Regions from separate parts of the Mus musculus genome. Here region 2 is linked to region 1. The links are chromatin loops, found by intact Hi-C in ENCODE. Cell type or tissue: left cerebral cortex. All regions are shown on one strand.

The links. Peaks named below come from ENCODE experiments on the same cell type or tissue, not always from the same donor. Only the 100,000 strongest peaks of a DNase experiment are listed, where the experiment ranks them.
Region 2: it touches region 1 in a loop (2.5-fold over the local background); 24 of 42 quality-filtered maps call a loop at or near these places.

The regions. Positions count from the first base shown.
Region 1 is chr16:89,521,155-89,529,154 of GRCm38, reverse strand. No RefSeq gene overlaps it. Among named protein-coding and RNA genes, the nearest start is that of Krtap7-1, 17 kb to the right of the region's middle. In left cerebral cortex, a CTCF peak has its summit at 4,067 (motif pointing right); DNase peaks (open chromatin) are centred at 399 and 4,078.
Region 2 is chr16:89,751,942-89,759,941 of GRCm38, reverse strand. No RefSeq gene overlaps it. Among named protein-coding and RNA genes, the nearest start is that of Gm35500, 37 kb to the right of the region's middle. In left cerebral cortex, no CTCF peak of the experiment used is centred here; DNase peaks (open chromatin) are centred at 2,355 and 3,381.

The DNA of each region.
Region 1 (8,000 bases):
GGCCATTCTCCCCGTTTAATATTATTCTTTTACACACACAAATACATATCTAACCACATACATACAACAATGTATATATATATATATATATATATATATATATATATATATATATATATATATACAATCAATGTAGTGTGGCTTACACGTATGTGTTTTGTGGGCTGCCGACTTGGCGCTGGATAACCCATTATGAGGCTCTTTCCTTTGGATAACTAAGGATCCTCCTCGCCGCAGTTGTTAACTGCCTGTAGCTCTTCATCTTGGGATGGGACCCAGTGAGGCATCTCTCATCCACGTTGTCATGACAGCTGGTGTTGTCTTCATTGAGGTCTTACTTAGGCATCCATTGTTGGTGAGATTTCTGCAGCAACAATGTGACATCTACACGACACAGTCTCGAAGCTGACATGGTCTCTGGCTCTTATAATCTTCTTGCATCCTTTTTGTGCTATCCCCTGAACATTTTTAGACTTATTTTCTGGGTGATGCTATGTGTTAGTATTCCTTCTATGTTCTGCCCAATGGTTACCTAGCAACAGCAGGGTAGGCCTGGCTTGCTATAAAAGGGGCTATTTGGCCTCTCTCTCTCTGCCTCTTTTCTGACCCTAACCCCTTCTTCTCTTTCTCCCCTTCCCCTTCCCCCTTCTCTATGTGTTCCTGGCTGGCCTCAGCCTCACCTTGCCTTGCCCGTCCCCCTCCCTTCCCCCTTCCCCCCTCTCTGTCTGTCTGTCTGTCTGTCTGTCTCTGTCTCTCTCCCCATTCTGTCTTTCTCTGTCTCTACTCCTTTGTCAACTCCTCTACGCATCCCCTAAATAAACTCTATTCTATAGTATATTCATTGTATGGCTGGTACCTCACAGGGAAGGGGTGCCACAGCATGGGCCCACGGAAACACCCCTCCCACCTCACCATACCATGTCCTACAAAACATATAATTGGCTTTTTATAAAACACGACACCAGGGACTGAAGCCAGGGCACTGCATATGCTTTGAAGTGTCCTGCTATTGAACCATACTCCCATCCTTGCACTTTTTATTTAATAATATTTTTATTCATTCTTTGAAAATAACTTTATGTATTTACTCAATGTATTTTAATCACGTCTCTCCATGATTTAATTTCTCTAACACTTCGTTATGCATTCTATTCCTATACCCTTTCTACCTTTCTACATTTTTTTTTGACAATAACAACCCCCTAAGTCCAATCAATACTGTATGTAAGTGTTGGGCCATTCACTGGGGCAAGGACATTCTGCCACTTGCCATATATCCAAAGAAGAGGGACTTTTCTCTTAGTGGCCACTGGTCTCATTAGATCCTCTTCAAGGCTGGGGGTCCCTGGATCTTATTTCCACTCTTGCAGAATTCTGACAAATTGCCAGTGTTTCATCCTCTTCCTGGCCACTCCACATCCATGTGCTCCCGTGCCTCTTAGCTCTCCTCTGTCAAGGCACCGGTCACACTAGCATCCCTTGGCTGCTTTCAGGTACAACACACCCTATTATCCCTGTTCCCAGGTAAGGTTGACAGTCTCTGTCAGCTTTTCAAGGCTCATCCACATGCCTCAGCTAGTTCATCCAAGCAGCCACCAGTAACTCAGAGGTAGATGTTTTTCTCCTCTGAAGGAGGGATCTGCCTCTTTCTAGTTGCATAACACTTTATTGGAAGTTGACGAACCCACAGCAGGAAATCAAAGGAAAAATGCCTGCAAGCATTGCTTTAAAGAGTTCATGATATAATTAGGGGCAAGAAAAGGCATAAGGAGCACCCTTGTTAGAGCCCTGGTTCACAGATCCACTGGCGGAAGCCAGAGGTAGGCAGGCAAATCTCTTCCAATGGCTTCCAGCTACTGTCTTGAGAGTGGCGATGCTTACCTGGATCTCAAAAGCAGAGCTTGTTCAAGAGAACACGGAATTCTGCTAAGTGGGGTCAGAAGAATTTCAGAGTAGGAGACGACGTCAGTAACAATCTCACTTGCCTGTTGCACATAACAGAAGTGTGTGTGTGTGTGTGTGTGTGTGTGTGTGTGTGTGTGTGTGTGTGTTGTGCGTGGGAAAGTTTCCTGGGTCAGATTACTGAAGGATTTATCAGACAATGAAGTTCAAACTTCAGCAGTGATGAGAAATCTAGGGGAGAATGGACAGGGAAAAACAGTAGAGATGCTAACACTTTACTGAGATTGACATGAGAAATCACAGAACGAGAGTGAAGATGAAGTTGGGAATAATTACCAGCCAATTTGATACTGCAAAAAAAAGAATGATTTCTAATCATTTTCCAAATCCGTATTTGCTATTTCTTTACCAAAAAGCGAAAAGGAGGAAAGGTTTCCTTTTCTTGTCCAGTGATTTCGAGGCCACACAGTTTGGTTCCTGTTTGAACAGTTGATAGCTCGAATGTGAACATGCCTTTCAAACGGAAGCATTTCTGTGTTGAGCCTTTGTGTGCTTTAGGTATCAGAATGCTTTACAAGTTTTATATCATGCTGAAAGAAAACGAGAGCACAAGACACTGCATTCCCTAAATAACAGTTTGAAGGAGCATGAATGACACGAAGCGTGTTATGTAAACTCTGTAAAATTGCAGCATATTGTCATGGTGCCCGTTGCTTAATCAGCTTTCCCATTGAGAAACAGGTGAGACACTGATTCTGGGAACTATTAAAAAGCTAAAACGATTGCTTTTTTAATTACAATGTCACATTGCTATGCCCACTGAACTGTGTGCTGTGTATATATGAATCTGCTTGTGCATGTGTTTGTGTGTGTGTGTGTGTGCACATGCATGTGTTATACATGGATGTGTGTGTGGGCACACATGCACGTGTGTAGATAGATGGATGTGTGTGCAGGTACATGTGCACACGTGTGTGTATACATGGATGTGTGTGCAGGTACACGTGCACTTGTGTGTATATACATGGATGTGTGTGCAGGTACATGTGCACGTGTGCATATACATGGATGTGTGTGCAGGTACATGTGCACGTGTGCATATACATGGATGTGTGTGCAGGTACACATGCATATGTAAGCCAGAGGCCAGCAATGCCTTTGTCTATTGCTTTCCACTTGAGTGTCTGGGAGAGGATCTGTCACTAAGTACAGATACCACTGTCCTGGCAGCATTAAATAACCAGTGAGCTCCAGGGATCAACCAGTCTCTGCTTTCCCAAACCATGACAAGTGTTTTTTGTTTGTTTGCTTGTTTGTTTTGGTTTGTGTGTGTGTTGTGGACCTTCAAGTCTTTAATCCTTAAGTGGCAAGTGCTTTACTGACTGAACTGAAAACATGCAAGATGACTTTTACAAGTTAAAGAGTGGAATAACACCGAAGGAAGGGCTGTTTATCAGATGAACCTTTGTTCATATATGTGCAAATAAAGTTGTTGCAAAATGAGCACTGTGAAGCTTTTACAAACATCTTACAAGGTCCATTCCTCATTAGTGGTAGCGATACAGATTAAGGGGATATAATCTTTCATTCAGCAGGAAGCTGCTGATTTCAGTATTTCAGTCTACACAAATCAGCCTATTCTTCGGAACAATGATTTAATTGTTTATTCCCATGTGACATAACCTCTACTTTGACTTAGTCTTCAAGTAAGAGGGTGTGGATGCATAAAACTTGATCATGAAGTACTGACTTCATCTTTTTGTGCCCATACTATAAACAAATGTTTTTTACTAATGTTTGGTCATTTTATTTTGTAAGTCATAAGTGTATAGCTCTCTAATTTTAAAAAGTTTACCCTCTAATTTATATCTGTCTCAATTTAAATATTTTTAATAAAATAATAAAAATCCTCAGTACCGTCAGATTCTAATTATTCACATAGCATAAAAACACCAAAGCAGGGAAATTTCCCTCTATTATTTTACAGGTATGAGTGGTAACAAACACATAGGAAGTCAAAATGCCAAGGGCAAGGAGAAGAGATTTAACCCAAGGCACTCAAGCATTATTTTTTGTGTGTGAAAATATTTTATTTTTACTTTTAATTAAGTGTATATGTATGTGTCTGAGAATAGGTTTGTACCTACATATCAGTGCAGTTTCCATTGAAGCCAGAAGAGGGCACCAGATCTTTTAGAGCTGGAGTTTCAAGCCACTATGAACTGCCCAAAGTGCTTGGGACTGAACTTGGGTTCCCTATAACAGCAGTATACGTTCTCAACCACTGAGCATCTCTCCAGCCTTAAGGGTTCTTGACATCAAGCCAAGTAACTAATGCTATTGTGGGATGGAGAGATGGCTCAGCAGTTAGGAGCACTGACTGCTTTTCCAGAGGTTCTGAGTTCAATTCCCAGTGGCTCCAACCATCTGTTATGGGATGCAACATCCTCTTCTAGTGGGTCTGAAGGAAGTAACAGTGTACTCACATACAAAAATTTTTTTAAAAAAGTGATGCTATTATTCTTATTAAAATCTATTATCAGAAAATTTAAACTTACACAAAACCAGAGAAGCCAGTAATGAAACGCTTTTCCCCAAACCCATGTTTCTCTCTTTTCTTCGTGCGCTCAGCCTGTGCCGAGGTTGGCTAGTGAGGATGCTCGAGGTAGCCGTCTGCCGTTTTGCTCTGAGCTGGGCTGAGGAGCGGATGGAGTCCTGAGTGGATGTGTATTATTGACACGAGCACAGCCATATTAAAGACTTGATGCCTCAGAGTCATGGGAACGGCAGGACCTTCCCTGGTCCAACTGTAGATATTGATGATCGGTAGCTGTTTAGTTCAAGCCAGCACCTGCAGAAAGTACTGCTACCTCTTCCTCTCTGACTGACTACAGCCCTGAACAGCTTTCTTCCACAGACCCCGACCAATATCAGCTAGCTAACCTACTTCCTGTTTATGCTGTATGTGATAAACTCGCTGATTTTTCTGGGTTGCTGCTAGTGTGTCTCCATCTGCTTGCATGGTTCACCTGACCCCTGCTTGGCATTAATTTTGTCTGACGTTGTTTCATCCCCCACTGGTCCCATCAGGTGAAGTTCAAACTCTCACGGGTGGCATCCCGGTGATTCCATGGTTGGGCTACTTTTAGTGTAAGGGCATCCTGCTTGTGTGGCGCTTGCTCCGCCTCAGATCGGGACTCTGCCATCCCTCCTGTCCCCCAAGCAAAGCTCTTCTTTCCGTACAAGCCAACATGAGGAGGTCATGTGACTGGGGGATGGGACAGTTAGCTACTCAGCTGTTAGTGCAGAGGCATTTAATCGGCAAAGCTAGGAAATCTTACTTCTTTTAAAAGGGGAAAATAAGCAATGAACTTTTTCTTGATAATTGTAATTCAAATTCAAGAGGTTTTACTTCACCTACTGGAACGTCTATGTTTTTTTTTTTTTCAATCTTAAGCTCAAGGATTTCGTTTTAATTTGCATTATCTTACAATGTAGCCTATGATAGTTTCAAAGTATCAAAAGCATTTTCATGATGAGCAGTTATGAATAGTGTGTAGATTCATTTTAGGGTGCTGTCTTTAGGGACACAGCCAAATCCTGTGCTTTAGAGTCACTTCAAGTGGCCCAAGTTAGCACCATCAGCTTCAAACTTAAATTCTTTCCACATAGTTCACAAACCATTTATCTTTGTTCTGGTTATCATGTATTAAATAAATATATATTTATATATCAATTTATATATTATATTACTTATATTTATATAATATATTAGACTTATAAATATTTAATATATAAATATATAATATATTACACATATAATATATATTACTGGGGTTTAGAGTGGCATTTTTATTCCCATATCAAACTTGGTCTCCATTTTATCTGTCTTTCTCCTGACAAGCTTCCCAACGGTGAGGGTTCATTTTTACATTTATTTTATCTCTCTATCTCTCTATCTCTCTATCTCTCTATCTCTCTATCTCTCTATCTTTCTCTCTATCTATCTATCTATCTATCTATCTATCTATCTATCTATCTATTATTTATGTGTGTGTGTAGGTACTTCTCAGCACATGTGGGCACACAGATCTCAGGAGAAGATATTAGACAATTTCTATAACTCTCTACTTTATTCCTGTTTTTATTGATGGATAGTTGCACCACCATGCCCTCCCTGTTCTCCCAACCCCTCGCAAGCCCCTCTTTCACTCCCTCTCAAATTGACGGCCTCTTTTTAATTATTACTGCATACACCTGCACACACACACACACACACACACACACACACACACACACACACACACACGTCTTATTTATTTAAAAATATTGTTTATTCTTTGAATATGTTTATTCTTTTATATTTGTTTACAATGTATTTTGATCATAAGTATTTCCTTGCTCCTCTGTTTCAAGTCCTTATAGGCTCCAAAGGCTCTCCCACTTTCATATCCTCATGTTTTAAACATTCTGAGGTTAGTCAAGGCTTCCAGTGTGTGTATATGGGTGTAGGGCAATCAATCGACCAGGGATTCATCCCTGAGGAAAACCGACTCTCTGTCCCTCTTTGTCGCATATCAATTGTTCCCCAGCTGGGGGTGGATCTTTATAAACCCTGTCTCCAGCCATGTTGTAATTGTGATTGACATGACCTAAACAAAACCATAGCATCTGCAAGTTCGTGTACGTGATAGACTTGTGGTCTATGGAGAACAGTGCTTAACTGCTCTCTTCCTTTGAAACAGCATTTCCAACTGAACCAGAAGCTCACTGTGTCTGATCAGGCTGGGCTGGCCAGCTCTCCACTCCCCCAGTGCTGGGACCCAGGTGTGCCCAGCCTTTGTGTGGTGCTGAGCTTTACTGTCCGGTTCCTTATGTTGGTACCAGTATCTGAGCCTCATCCAACCTTCGTGAATCACTGTTCTACAGACCAGGGGTTTCTAGTTTCAGGTTGAAAAATGTTTTTAACTTTAAATAATATTACATGGTTCCAAAATAAACACAGAAAATGAGACACACTCTTCGTCTCTGTGTTCTCAGTCCTTACGACTGGTTTTTGACTTGCCGGTCTGGTTCTGCTGTTTCTTTTAAAAACCGTAGGAAACTATGGATTGCTGTTTTCATTTCAAACTCACAATGTTGTGAAATGTGATGACGCAGTGTGTGCCTTTTCATGGAGAAAATTCTGGATGTAACTCCCTGTTATTACACGGAGAGCTTCCTTTATTCAATTTGGTTGTTGGCTCCACGTAGAGTACCATGGCCACTCTCTTCCAGATGGGTGTGAGGGCTGGGTTTTCCCTCCTCATGTAGCCTGTAGCAGAGAGCTCTGTGAATCTGTCTGCTCTAATTCCTGCCCTCACATCTTTGGTGTATGCATTTAGCTGCAAACCTCCAAGTTGAAACGTAATGCATTCAAAACATAAGTGCATTTACCATTCTGCTAGATTTGAAAGTTGCCATCAGCGGAGTGAGGCCATTTTGCCTTGTGGCTACTGACAAATGAGTCATTCATGGGCGTTAAACAGCAATGTCTACTGTCAAAGACAGATGAAGTTAACATCATGTTAAGTAACAGATGAAGTTAGCTTCCTTTGGCCACCATGCTTGGCTGACAATTTAGTTCCCCCTAACACTACAGTTTACCACTTTAATTTGTTCTTTTTGATCGAGGCCAGCATCTCGGCTCTCCTTGTGTCCCTGATTTGTTCCTAAGACTGAACCTTAGGGATTTACAGTCGTCTTTGTCTTCTTTCTGAAATAGTGTTTGCTATAAAAAGAATTGTAATAGCTAAGTAGCAACCAGCTCATGTGACCTGACTCAAGCCGTATTGTATTCTCCATTTACTGATGCTGGCAGACTGGTCTGTTCTAATTTGTATGGTCATTCCGGCTGCCTGTGTTCTACTCCTGCCCCTCTATTCAAGGGTTGTGTGACCGCCTATGAATTACTTCACCTCAGTCTCCTCAGCCGAAATGTGATATCAACTGTAGCACCTCACAGTGACTTGGCAAAGATTATCACAAAGACTGTACCCAGAGTCCTTAGAGGCGTGCCAGGTATTTTGTCACAGATGGATTCCTTTGCTCCACTTGAG
Region 2 (8,000 bases), 230 kb before region 1:
ACCACCACTAATACAACTTATAGAAGAAAGGGTTTATCTGGCCTTAGAGTTTGTTATGGTGGTGAAGTGTGCCAGCAAACAGCAAGGATGGTGGCAGGCCCTGGATGCTGCCGACTCATACCTTGAACTTCAAGCAAACCACAGAGGGAACAAAGCTGAGCTCTTAAAGTCTCCCTCCAGTGGCATACTTGTTCCAGCACAGCCATACCTCCTAAGCCTCCCCACCCCACCCCACCCCACCGTCCGAGGAGCACATGTTCCTGTCCTTGAGACTATGGGGGGGGGGAGGCATCTCATTCAAACTACCTGTGATGATTTGAGCCCTCCACAGGCTCAGGTGTTTGGCTACTTGGTCCCCAGCTGGTGGAACTGTTTGGGAAGGATTAGGAGGTGTAACCTGGTCAGAGGTGGTGAGTCATTTGGGGTGGGCTTTAAGGTTTCAAAAGAGTTGAGCCATTCCTAGATTCCCCAGTGGGGAGCCCGATGTGAGTTCTCTACCATTCCCCTTTCTCTGCCGCCATGGACTCCAATGCTCTGAAACTGTAAACACAATTAAATGCTCTTTTCTTTTTTAAATAAGCTGCTTTGGTCATAGGGTTTTGACACAGCAATAGAGAAGTAACTAAGACACCACCAGTCTCTTATTCTTAAAACAAAACAAAAACGCACACATTTTCTTTGCTCCTTAACTCTCTGCTTAGATTCCCTACTTCCCACCCCCACCCCTTATCCTCCCCCCCATCCCCCTCTCCCGCTGAAGGACTGTTTTTCTAAGCTAGCTTGTCCATCCCATTAATGTAGAAATCCTTAGCTTTCCAGACAGCGCTGTAGGCAAAGCAGAATATTGTGTAGAAAGATTCTAGGACTGAAACTGATGTATTTATGCGATCGAAAGATGTTCACGCAAAAGATGTTCATGATTTGTGTTCACACACCCTACATCTTTAGGGATCAGTTACAATGCCCCCCCCCCCTTCACATCTTAACAAGAATCATTGTGTTTCTGACATGGTTCTATTTCAACGCTACCCACCTCTGCCTCCAAGCTTTGGGAGACGTTTCCATCAATCTCAGTTCTCTTCTGCTTATCAGAATTTGGAGTTCTGGTAAACCTTTGGGTCCTTGGATGTGCTATCAGCTCTGATTTTACATGGTGCACTGATCTGCTAAGCTTTATGACCCCTTTCTTTTATCCTTTTCTTTGCTCTACCAGTAAACCTTGACCTACAGGTAACTTCTGCCACTGGTAGCTCTCAGCCGGCTTAGCAGCCACCGGCTCTCCTCTTCCATGCAAAAGAACCCGAACCTATGGCAATGCAGTGAGTCCGCTGTGCCCTGCGCCGTGCTCATGGAGGGTCCACGGAACCACAGTGGATCCAGCAACCATGTGATATGACCTCAGATGGACAGGATGAGTGTTCAGGCTGGATCCTTGAGGATGGGGAGGAAGGAGAGGAAGGGAATGAGAGCGAGAGTGAGCGAGAGAGAGAATGAGCCAGAGAGTGTAAGAGAAAGCAAGAGTGAGAGAGAGAGAGAGAGAGAGAGAGAGAGAGAGAGACAGAGAGAGACAGAGAGAGAGAGAGAGAGAGGGAGAGAGGGAGAGAGAGCATGCCAGTGATCAGGAACAACAGTGGCACATTGTCTCCAGGATAAGCTTCCTTAGTTGTTCTCTTTTTTTTGAACTTCACTCAAAACCTGGGGTGGGTTAGGAGACTCTGGCCTGGTTTGCCTCCCATGGGTGAGGAGAAGGGACGGTATCTTTGGTGAGAAGAGCCGAAACCCACTACCGGGAGGAAGAAGCCCTTCCTCAGCAGGGCACAGGGCTTCTCCCTTCCTCAGCAGGGCACAGGGCTTCTCCCTTCCTCAGCAGGGCACAGGGCTTCTCCCTTCCTCAGCAGGGCACAGGGCTTCTCCCATGACTAAGTGAGATGGGACTCAGCTTCTGGGACTGTAGGGCTGGAACATTTCTAAGTTGTTTTTTTTTTTTAAAGATGAGATGAAAAAAATTTTTTTCTTGTTTGCTTTTGTTATTGATTTGAGTTTCAAAAACAAGTTTTCCTGAGGCTTAAGCCCAGCGGTACTTGGAATAAGAACCACGAGAGAAGAGGGGCAGTTCGTAGAGGCTTCAGCAGGCTCTCAAGCCCCCCCCTTTGAAGATTTTATTATCTTTCATACAACTTCATTTTCAGAGAGTTGAAGAGAAATTTGCATAATTTTATACATAAATGCTGTAAAGTATGATGGGAAAAGCTTGCTCCTTTGAGTTGGAAATGTTCATAAACTCAGACTTTCTTCCTGGCAGTCATTCTCTGTAAAATATGGAAATGACCGTGTCTGTCTGGCAGGGCAGTTGAAAAGCGCACATGGCTCTCTAGGCACAGATGGAGCCTTTCATAAACGTTAGCTGTTTAGTCCCACTGTGAGTTTCTGTGGATGTTTCTCCTTATCGTGAATCATATGTTCTTTCCCTGTAATGAGTTCAAAACCACTTCTCTTCCCTTCGAGTTTATTTTATTTATTTAATTTTATTTTTTGCTTTGGAGCTGAGGGTGGTGGTGAACTGAATCATAGGAGTCAGACTTTATCCCCAGGTTTCTGTCACAAAGTCACGGCCATCTTTCCCTTTGATTGTAGAAGAGACAGGGTGTCTACCTAGTTGTCAACAATTATCCCCGATGGCCAGAGTCAGCTGCAGTTGAGGGCGAAATGAAATCCTCAGTGGGTCTGAGTCTTGGTTGGAAGCAGAGTCCTCAGGTTAGGAGGGAGAGTGTGAGTGAGCAAAGGGGAAGCCATGTCTGACGTATGAGCGGCAATGGGTAGAAGCAGTTTGTCCCTTCGCAGCTTCCGTACTCTGATAAGTTTTCTTTCTTCCACTGACTGTTCCTCTGGAAATTTACCAACGAAAAGAACCTTCCAGATCTTTCAGTGGGACTGAAAACGGAGACTGTCATGAGATAAACAAGATGCCATTTACTGAGGACGGCAGACAGAGAGAAACAACAGCAAATGATGTTGGCACGCAGAAGGGAAAGAAAGAGCAGATTCTGTGAAACGCAGGAAGCATCCTTTCCCCCAGCCAGAGTGGGAGAGGGAGCAAGAGCATGGGAGGTAGAGCATGGGCATCGGCGAGAGTCTCACTCCCAACGTGGACTCTTTCCTAGGCTCTCTGATTTTCCTATTAAAAAAAAAAAAAAAAAAAAAGAAAAGAAAAAGAAAAAAAAAAGAAAAAGATTAACACCTCATATGGGGCTCGTGTGAAGATTAAATGAGAATATCAAGTACACTGGAGTGATTCGAACAGATGACGTTGCAGTTCGTATGTTAATGGAGTCAGTAATGTATGTGCAGGTGCTGGGGACATGGCTCAGTGGTTAAACTGCTTGCTTTGCAAGCATCAGGACCAGAGTTAGGATTCTTGGAATCCATGGAAACACCACTTGGGTGTGGGGCATCACTTGTGATTCCAGCCCTGTAAGCTGGAGATCGAGGGAACGCTCCCCCCAATTCCAGCAAGCTGGCTGGCAATACTAGCAATATCAGCAAACTCTGAGTTTGATTTGAGAGATCCTGCCTCACTGAGTAAGGTGGAAGAGGCATGCAGGAGTATTCAACCGTGGGACTCCACATGGAAGCTTACACGTACACACGTGTATGTGCACACACACGTGCAACACACACATACACCACATGCATGTGGACAATGGAAAATACGTTCAAAATCTTATCTGAAAAATTTTAAATTAAGCTTTTATTATAGGTAACTGTGTAATAAATAATCTTGTTAATTGTGTTATGATAATACTGCCACTCAAAGTGTAATAGCAGAAAAGAAACCAAACCATACCAAACCCGTGGTCTCTGAGGCCACAAAGATGTCAGCATCTTACGGTTAGTTACTGAGAGGTTTGAGAGAGGTGGCAGAACTCGCTGAATTTCAGTGTTTTATCCATACAGTAGAGATGGCAAGCTATGGCTTTCAGCATTGCAGGAAGATTACAAAACAGCTCATGAAAATTGCTTTGCATATGGTAAGCAATAAACCCCAATGCTATGCCTTTTTTGTTACTATTCTGAGACTATTATTACCCTGTCAGAATTCATAGCTATCCCAGAATATAGGATCTAAGAATCTCACAGGGATAATATAGGAGTCATGTTATATTCATTATACTATATGATAGGCAGACATGAAAGAGAACCTGATGGATATTTAGTTTGGAGCCCAGCTCCCCAGTGTCCACGGTAAGTAGGATGTGTGAACTGGCTATCTTGCTATCTTGAATGGAATGGACGTTCTGTGCTACGTGCCCTTCATCTTCAAAAAGTTTTTATATTGAGCTTAATGCCCCCCCCCCCTCACCGGCAAAGGCCACGGTTCTAGGTCCCAGTGACAATTCCTGGTGTTCTCTTAGGCACCTGGGCACAGTCAGCACTCGGGGATAGATCCTCAGTGAACAATACATGGACGAGTGAGATAAGAAACAAGAACTGTTTGACAATATTGGTCTTTATTCTATAGGCACATTTTGTGTGTGTGTGTGTGTGTGTGTGTGTGTGTGTGTGCACATGTGCGCACACACACGTGTGGTGCTGTATCAGTCACGGTACAGGAAAGAAAGCAGGACTATTGTGAGTTTTATAGAGCTTGAGAGTTATTAAAGGAACAAAACCATGCATGGTTGTGGGAAGAGATGGACAGGCATGGGAAGGAGGGTTTTGGGGATCAGAGGAAGGCCACTGGCGCAGCGAGCTAGTACAGAACTCACAAGGAGTGCGGAAAGGCATATGTTAGCTGCAGAGGTGGGGTGGAGAGCAGGCTGGTTTGGGCTAGATGGACCAGTTCCTGGGCACATGTTTGTGCAGCTGTTTCAGATGCTGGTCAGTTCTTGCCATAGTTCTCCAGAGAAACACAGCCAACAGCACAGCATTTCATTAACTAATTCACCATAGAGGACTTAAGTGGCTCGTGTGACAGTGCTGGCTGGGAAAATCTGAGATTCAGGGACTCAATGACATTGACAAGGTCTGTGGGAGACTTCTCTCCTCCTTAGAGATGCCAATCTCCGGGCTTAGTTAAGGCCTTCAGCTGGTTGCATAAGGCTGACCCACATTATGGAGAACAACCTGGTGCCGTCAAAGTTCAGTGATTGCAATGTCAATCTCAGAGCCCTGGGAATTCCAGGAGACAGGCAGAAATAATGTAAAATTACACAGTCTGCTCTATTAACTTCACGGCCATGCACCTTCTTAGCTCACACTTAATGTTCTACCGTGATGCAACCATACCTCATACACCCTGTCCAAAGTAGAAATGCATTATTTATCATTTAATCCATGTCTAGGTGGTAGTATTCCACTGTAAGCCTTATTATATTCTTTCTATCTTTTTTTTAATCTTCTAATTTAAATAGGAAGATAGCAAGGCAGACCATAAAACATAACAGGTAATAATAGACCCTAGCATAGTGTGCGTGGGGGGAACCATGGGCTTGATATACCCACAATGTTACCAGGCCCAAGTCTGAATTCCCCATGCACAGAAGGCCAGCTCACTCTAGAGATAAGACATTGGGGAGAGAAAGGCAACTTTATTCAGAGGAACTGGACATTGTTGAAGATGCAGGACTCTTGTCTTGGGGGGTCTTTTTTTTCCTGCAGATGGCTGATGGGTGATCCCAGACTGGTGGGCAACCCCTCAGTGTCTGAGGCAGCTGCTGCTGGACACTTGTTCCTAACCTAAGCATGAGACCATTAGAATCTTAGCATCACAGGAACAAGCATGATTCTTTCCACAGGCAGTATTTGTCAGTGACTGGACGGTCCACATGTGGCTCCTGGATTTTATCATGGACAGCAGGAAGTGGCTCGGTGCTCTGAGGCCCACTTTCTGGTTGTCGAATTTATGGGGATGAAAGACAACCCCCTTAATGCTCAACTCACAAGCACTCCTATCTAGTGAGGAGAGCACCAGTCAACAGGGCCAGTCTTTGTTTCTGTAGATGCTCAGGTGGAACTAGCTATGTATCGTTTCTGCCTTCCCCTGCCTGATCTGCATGCTGTACAACGACTCCGGCTTTTAGTCTTTGCTATTGTGACCAGCTGTAAGATAGTTGATACAAAATACTCTGCCTCAGCTGCTTCTCCACCCCCATTGCCAAGAGGCTATCCAACTGTCCTGTCAGGGCACTGCTAAGCATCTTGGCAAGGCTGGTGAATTCTGTGTCCTGAACTTGCCACGCCCCTGTCTGATACAAATGATTTCACAGGCTTGAATCAAGATAGTGTGAAGCTCTCTGCTGACTAATGAGAAGTTCTCAGAATCCGAAATCTTGAACCTGGCAGGCAGGAGTGGTGCAGGTGCGAAAGGCAATTCCCATGCAGGACAAGTATCTCTTCTAGTGAGAATGACTGACCCCTGTGTGTCCACTCCACTGCACGACTCTCTCAGGAATGGGGCTATATCAAACCTCCTTCCACATAGGAGTCTGCTGTAGGTGCATTGAACACTCAATGGATGGAGTTTTTTCTTTTTTTTTTTTTTTTCTGAGACAGGGTTTCGCTATTGTAGCCCTGGCTGCCCTGGAACTCACTTTGTAGACCAGGCTGACCTCGAACTCAGAAATTTGCCTGCCTCTGCCTCCCAAGTGCTGGGATAAAAGGCGTGCAGCACCACCACCTGGCTGGAGTTCATTTTTATTGAGGCCATTATTTTGATGTCCACCAATTCATCAGGCTGTTTTGTGTTCTTCCTCTCAGCCCCATGCTCCCAGAAATAAGATTCAGACTCAAAATATAGTTACGAATACCTTAGCCATATAGCTAGACTAGATCATAACTTAAAACAACCCATTTATTTTAATCTATAGCCCATTTATTTTAATCTACATTCTGTCACATGGATGTTGACCTGTGCTCAGGTACCATGTGTCTGTCTTGTCCCATCTTCCCAGGCTAATCTCCTGCCTGGAACAATCCCAGGATCCTTTCTGCCTCCCACATGTCCCACCTCCTATTTCCTGCCTTAGCTATAGGCCATCAGATTTATTATTGACAGGTGATACATCCATATAGACATAATATAGTCTCTCTACAGTTGGGCAAGGATGGGGGTGACATGAAGTAAGGCTGGGTGGATCTCATGTAACCCTGTGTAGCTGTGCCCTTCCTGTGGTGAGGCCTCTCTTCAGCAAAAGTCACGTAGAACCCAACATCTCCACACTATCTGTGCAGAAAGCGCTGCCTTTGTATCTTCTCTCAATCACTATCTTGTCACTATTTTTTTTTTAAATCATGTTCCTTGAAGGTAAGACCTTGTTAGTGAAGACCTCATACACAGGACTTAGAAGACTTAAGCTGGAAGGTCATATGGGGCCAGGTAAACTACTCCCGAAGTTTATTTGCTTTCTTCCTGAAACTCAAGGGTTCAGAAGGGTATATAGCCTGGACAACTCACATCCTGTCTATGAGGCCTGTGGGGGCTGGACCCTTCCACATGCTTTGACTGGGGTCATGGCTCTGGGTTTTCTGTTCTCCCAGCAGCCTCTGCCTGCCTTCCTGTCATCTTGAAATCATTTCCGAGCAGCAGAGCTGAACTTACCATGGTAGGTCAGGGCCGCTAACAGCAAAAATGTAGGCATAACAGGTCTGCTTAAGACACAGGTCAGGAGGTGACTCAGCTAACACCACGGTATTACAGTGCTTAAGGGAGGGGGGCCAGTGTCAACCTGAAGGGCAGGTATGATATATGTATACCAACCCTGGAAGTTACGGGTCCCTGGGGAACTCACTAGCTGACGATTGTCTATGTAATTAAACCTCCATATCTGTGGGTTCTATATCCTCAGATTCAACCAATTATGAACCATTTGGGGAAAAAAAGAACTGTGCCTGTCCCAAACATACTTGTATTATTTATGTGTGTCATCAGACCCTGAAGAGCTCAGAGTGACAACTGTTTCCATAGCACTGACCCTGTGTCAGGTGTGGCAAGTAATCTAGAG